Regions from separate parts of the Mus musculus genome. Here region 2 is linked to region 1. A link is a loop called in an ENCODE intact Hi-C map of the cell type or tissue named here. Cell type or tissue: heart. All regions are shown on one strand. Each heading gives the region's core, and the rest is flanking DNA. Links, peaks and the distances in the headings are about the cores only. Region 1 overlaps Pcca (propionyl-Coenzyme A carboxylase, alpha polypeptide). Region 2 overlaps Pcca (propionyl-Coenzyme A carboxylase, alpha polypeptide).

Region 1 (2,918 bases), core at 304-2,803:
GAGTGAAGTTCTTTGGCCCAAGGGTGTCCACAGAAGTTTGACTGTCAGTTGCACAGAAACAAGTTGAAGGATGGGAAATAGAGAAGAGGCCAAGGAGGCGTCAGACCTGTGGTCCACCAAAGATGTCAACAAGGGATAGGGAATACTGGACAAAAAGCAATGTAAAGAACCAGAGCACCCTGGTTCAAAGCATTGAAGCAGCGGCAGAAGAAGGAAAACTGAGCTGTGTCCATTTCAATGGTGTCATGAAGACAAGATGGAATATTGAAGTTGAGATAGGAGGAGTGTGCATGAGTGACTCATAAGAAAGGTGAGTTGGGTGTGAAAGAACACACATCTTAGTGCTCAGGTAGGACTCAGGTGGGGCTTTCTTAAGGTGAATAGTGGGGCCACAAGGAAGAAATGTTTGAAGATTAAGAGGTGGGGAGAGGTTGGAGGAGGTGGAGGTGGAAATGGAAGTGAGGGAAAATATCAGTCTATCCTCCTCTGGAGGCTGCTCTGATGGAGAGGACTAAAAGGAGGAGCGTGGTGGCCATGAAGTGCTGCTTGACACTGGAGAGAAATGACTTCCACAAAAGAGGCTGAGGTGCAACATCTTCTGAGCTTCTAGTTCAGGAGTGTGTGCAGCATGAGTTGTGTGCTTAGATCTTGGACAGGAGGTTGGTCCATGTGCCAGAGGACAGGTGTGTGTGTGTGTGTGGGGGGGGGGGGTAAACACAGCACAACCTGACAGCAATTTAAGGCTATGGGTTTCTATTTTATTCTAAAGTTATTTATCATTTTGGTCATCTCTTATATGCAAAATATATTAGGTATGTTGTAGAGAATGATACTGACCAACAAAAACAGTGTTCAAATTAATATGTTGTAAAGATGGCATGTTTTGATTACTGTTGTATTTTTAGTAAACTTACTTGGTTGCTGTGGGTAATTCAGGACCTCACACATGCTGTGGAAATCAGTGTCACTAAGCTATCCTGTCAAGTTTTGAAAAATATTTACATTGAAAAGTATATGGATCTTTCATATTTAATTAAAATTTCAACATTGTTATTAGCAAAGTTTATTAGGGCCTAATAGGTTAACTTCTGACAGTGTATTTTACCTTACCGTGGTGAGATGAATTTAGTTATTTTATACTTACTTTGTGTGTGTGTGTGTGTGTGTGTGTGTGTGTGTGTGTGTGTGTATGCCTGTCTGCCTGCCTGCCTGTCTGTCTCTGTATATATCCCACAGTGGTGGTATGGGAGCCAGAAGACAATTTTTAGAAGTGAGTTTCCTCTTTCTATGTAGGTTCTGGGATCAGACTCAGGTGGCTATGCCTGGCCACAGCAAGCACCTGGAGAGTCATCTTTCATCCCCTTCAAATGCATTTTTACAGAGTATCATGTAATCACTTTTGAAGACAAACTCCAAAATGAAATATGTTTAGAATTATAAAATGCTTAAATAACTTTAGGTTACTGAAAGGGTATGGTGAGCACACTTGTCAGGAATGGAGAGATGCCCAGTAGTTAAGAGCACATACTGCTCTTAGAGAAGACTGGAGGCTATTTCCAGCACCCACATTAGGCCGCTCACAACCACTTGCTAACTCCAGCTCTAGAGTATCTGCTGGCCTCTGCTGGCCTTGCAGGGCAACTGCACTCATGTATACATCTCTTTATACAGATATACACTCACACACATTATTGGGAAAAAAAAAAAAACAACCCACAACCCTATATTCTTTGTGTGCTAGATAGTTTTATGTCAATTTGATACAAACTAAACTCATTTGAAAAGTAGGAAACCCCAATGAAGAAAATATCCATAAGATCTAAACCCATAGGTAATTTTCTTAATTAGTGATTGATGGGGGAGGACCCAGCCCATTGTGGGTGGGCTAGTGGTTCTGGGTTCTATGAGAAAGTAGCCTGAACAAGCCAGTAAGCAGCACCTCTCTATGGCCTTAGCATCAGCTCCTGCCTCCAGGATCCTGCCTTATTTGAGTTCCTGGCCTGACTTCCTTTGATGATGAACTGTGACATGGAAATGTAAGGCCAAACAAACCCTTTCATCCCCTCAACTTGCTTTTTGGTCATGGTGTTCTTCAAAACAATAGAAACCCTGACTGAGACAAGTTAGTACCAGGATTATGGGATATTGCTGTTACAGACATGACCATGTTGCATTTGGAAGGATTGTGGATGGACTTTGGAATTTAGGGCTAGAAAAGCCATTGAGTGTGGAGAGTTTAGTGGACTGTTCTATAGGAGCTTTGGAGACAAGAATGTTGAGAGCAGTGCATAAGATGGAAGCCTGGTTTGTGAAGTTTCAGAGGGAAGTTTAAAGACTCTGTTAGGGGCCACTTGCTATTTTGAATTAAGGTTTGGGGTTCTGATCAGCTGGGGCTGAGGAGTCAGCTGTTATCACCAAGAGACTAGCACTGCTGGTGTGAAATGTGTGCCTTACTGACATTGATGCTGGTCAGCTGGGACCTGAGAGATTAGCAATGATTAGGAATAGCCCAGCATCATCGGGGTGAAATCTTCTTGGAAGTGTTTCCTGAGATTCTGCAATAAGCTGTGTTTCAAGTGTGTCCTGGCTTCCTTTCAGTGATGGACAATGCTATGGAAGTGTAAGCCTAATAAACCCTTTCCTCCCAAGTTGCTTTTCATCATAGCAATAGTAACCCTAAGACATTTTGATATTTCAAATTTCTTCATACTCTAAACAATAAAAAGGACAAAGTAAATGTGTTAATCTAAAGGGTTTAAATGTGTATTTATGTGTTGTGAGCACATGTCTCTCATGGGACCCCTTGAGGGAGTTGGTCCTCTTCTTCCTACCTAGGAGGTCCTAGGGATTGAGCTCAGATCATCAGGTGTGGAATTAAGGATCTTTACTTGTTAAACTATCTCAGTGGCCTTGATGTT
Region 2 (2,918 bases), core at 190-2,689, 120 kb after region 1:
CCTCAGGACAACTTTGTGAATTCGTATCATGAAGACCCACAGTTTGTGAGTCAGGATCTAGAGACACATAGCTTCACAGTCCTGAGCTTCTAAGCTGTGGAGTTAGAGGTCGAAACTCAGTATCTATGCTGAAGATGATAGAGACAGTGTGTCATGGTTCCCACTCCCTCCTAGCCCAGAGGGCTCCAGGAGGGCTCAGTGTAAAACATGTTCCCAATGGGTCAGTTTTTAGCAGTATCCTTGGGTGTTGATATTACAGCTCTGCACAATGCCTTTTCTGAATGGCCAGGTTATGGTGTTTGAGGCCAGGAGCCATGTTTCCATATGTATTCATACTCTGCCAATGCCCAGCTAGGCCTGTTAAGTATCTTTAAATGAACGGATTGCTCAAACTTTTCCTGTAGTTCACCATGTGTCTCTTTAGGGATCTAAGGCTTACAAGGCCCCACACAATCCCATCAAGACACCCTTAGTGTTATAGAGCCCTATTTTGTAATTTTTATTTTAGATCTTCTTTTAGAAGTTGTTTGTAGTATTTGAAGAATTTAATCTACTTTTGTTTACAAATTTTAAACCATAGAGTAAGGACTAAAATTAGCAACCTGTGTGCTGCCATACACATGAACAGTTTGTCCTATCTCATTCTGGGTAATCAGAGATGTTTAGAAAAGAGACTGAAAAGAACACTTAGTGTGTAGTTTTCTACAGGTACTTGCTGGGTGCTTTGTAAATCCTTGTCAATTTGATCTCTAACACTATCATACAAGATGTTATTATCATGGGGCTGGAGGGGTGGCACAGCAGTTAAGAACACTTGACACTTTTGCAGAGGACTCATGTTGGATGGCTCACAACTGCCTGTAACTGCAGCTCCAGGAGACCTGATGCTTTCTTCTAGGTTCTGTGAGCAGCCATACACACATGCATATAAATTAATAACCTTTTAAAAAGAGGTATAATCTTGATTTAAGAGAATAAATTTTTGTCTGAGAAATTAGATTTGGTCGAAAAATTATCATCTTAAGAAATTTTCGAGACAGTCTTATTAAGCCTCATTGTATAGTCCAGATGACTCTGGATTCCTTCTGTCTCCACCTCCCCAGTGCTGGGATTACAGGTATGTGCCACCATCTTTAGCCAAAGGTAGCATCTTTCCCAGCTCTCAAATTCAGGTTTATGGAATAAGATTCCATTTGCTGCTATTATGTTCTGGGACTTTGTCTCCTTTCCCTTCCATATTACCCACAAGGCTTTGCAGGTCTTGTCATACAATCAGTATTGTATGTGTACAATATTTCCCACATGGAATGCCAGCAGATTGTCTACGGACACAGGCTGGGCTTGCAAGATGTATTACATTCTGAACTGCAGAACTGCTAAGCAATCCCCTGACAGAGGTCATTTGTGGTGCTTTGGAGCGCTGTGTGAAGGCTTGTGGAGGTGTTTCCTGATTTGATTTTTTTTTTTTTTTTTTTTTTTTTTTTTTTTTTGGCCAACAGGATTATATGCCACAATCATCTCTGGCGGTGTTTACCCTGTCTTTCTACAAGCTAGTTTGGTAATTTCTGTCAGACATAAGCCAACATTTTATCCCATTTGATTCTGAGTTTCTTCAATGAATTCATAATAGTGAAAACTTTTTATTATTGAAATCATCCACACACAGGCCAGAGTGCTGTTGAAGAGGCCCAGCATTGGCTTCATTCCCAGCCTCTGGTGTTGAAGAATTGATGGGGGAAGGAAGGCCAAGCTCCCCATCTGTTTTCCACAGAGTCCATTTGTTCCACATCCTGTGATAACAGTATACCCACTTGAGATGAGCAAAGAATTCAAATGGAAGAGAAAGTGAAGAGAAGGGTGGGGACCATAGCAAAATGGTACGCTTCCCTACCTATGTGCCTATTTACATAATTGTGTTGTTATAACATTTCCTGTACTTTTCTGTAAGTTGATGCTGCCCTAATTACAGACTTTCAAGGGAACAGTTCATTGTACCCCAAATTACAGAGTGCTTTTAAAAGGTACCTTCTTACTGGCTTACCAACTACCTTATAAACTCGTAATTACATAAAACAATTCAGGGTAAAGAATGGAAACAGCTTGTACTGTTAACAGATGTTGGTATTGTTACAAAATTAAGCACAGCACTTTCAAAGATCTATAATATTTTTCTTGTATAAAAAGAAAACCCTGGTTCATTATAGTCATAATGTGTCACATAGACTCCTGATCAAACAGAAGGCACATGCCCTGATTTGGGATTCTGTGAAATACACTGCAGCAGACTTGCCCTTGTGGGTGGGAAAGTACCACTTATTTTAGCACAGTGCCTTTGTGGACTGTGCACCTATTTGTTAGACAGCATGTGGGCACCTGGGCCCCTTTATTCTTGGTGCACCTGCATGTGGGGCCCCCTAGTACTGCACACTAGGGGTGTCTCTGTCCTTGGCGCTCCTCACAGAGGTTCCTTTCCTTTCCCATTTTGGGTGTGAAGACAGTGAGTGATTTCAGGAGCCAGAAAAGCTGCCTCACAGGAGCTCAGCAGAAAAGTAAGTTCCCTTTGGTGAGAGTGCTCTGGATCTAAGGCTTAGTCTCCTCAATATGCTTTTCAGCACAGTTGTTAAGGGTGAAAGTTGTTTGTTTCAAGACAGTGGAAATGAATGGAAGCCTGTGATTACAAAAACAAAAGAGAAAAAGACTTGAGTTTTATATTGTGGATGGACATCTCTAAATAGGTCTCTCCAGAGGGAACTGCCTTTTTACCTCAAATCAGAGATACTTTGAAGCTATCACTCGACTCATTCTGCCAGAGATATTATTTTTTCATTATGTATGTTGTCTCTGTGTGTGTGTACACGTATGCATACATGTGTGTATTCACATGCACCCTGACCTGTGTCAGATGACAGCCTGAGGAG

What was found. A loop is a pair of places that touch in the nucleus more often than their neighbours do. Peaks named below come from ENCODE experiments on the same cell type or tissue, not always from the same donor. Only the 100,000 strongest peaks of a DNase experiment are listed, where the experiment ranks them.
Region 2: it touches region 1 in a loop (2.8-fold over the local background); 2 of 42 quality-filtered maps call a loop at or near these places.

What each region holds. Positions count from the first base shown.
Region 1 is chr14:122,750,127-122,753,044 of GRCm38, forward strand. The region is part of intron 19 of Pcca (propionyl-Coenzyme A carboxylase, alpha polypeptide); the gene reads left to right. It overlaps Gm46489 (a long non-coding RNA gene), which reads left to right. Exons shown (of 2, transcript XR_001781478.1): 2 at 1-2,918. Among named protein-coding and RNA genes, the nearest start is that of Gm46489, 2.6 kb to the left of the region's middle. In heart, for the core only: a CTCF peak has its summit at 1,639 (motif pointing left); no DNase peak of the experiment used is centred there.
Region 2 is chr14:122,866,356-122,869,273 of GRCm38, forward strand. All of the region lies in intron 21 of Pcca (propionyl-Coenzyme A carboxylase, alpha polypeptide), which reads left to right. Among named protein-coding and RNA genes, the nearest start is that of Gm46488, 43 kb to the right of the region's middle. In heart, for the core only: no CTCF peak of the experiment used is centred there; no DNase peak of the experiment used is centred there; H3K27ac peaks cover 101 bases.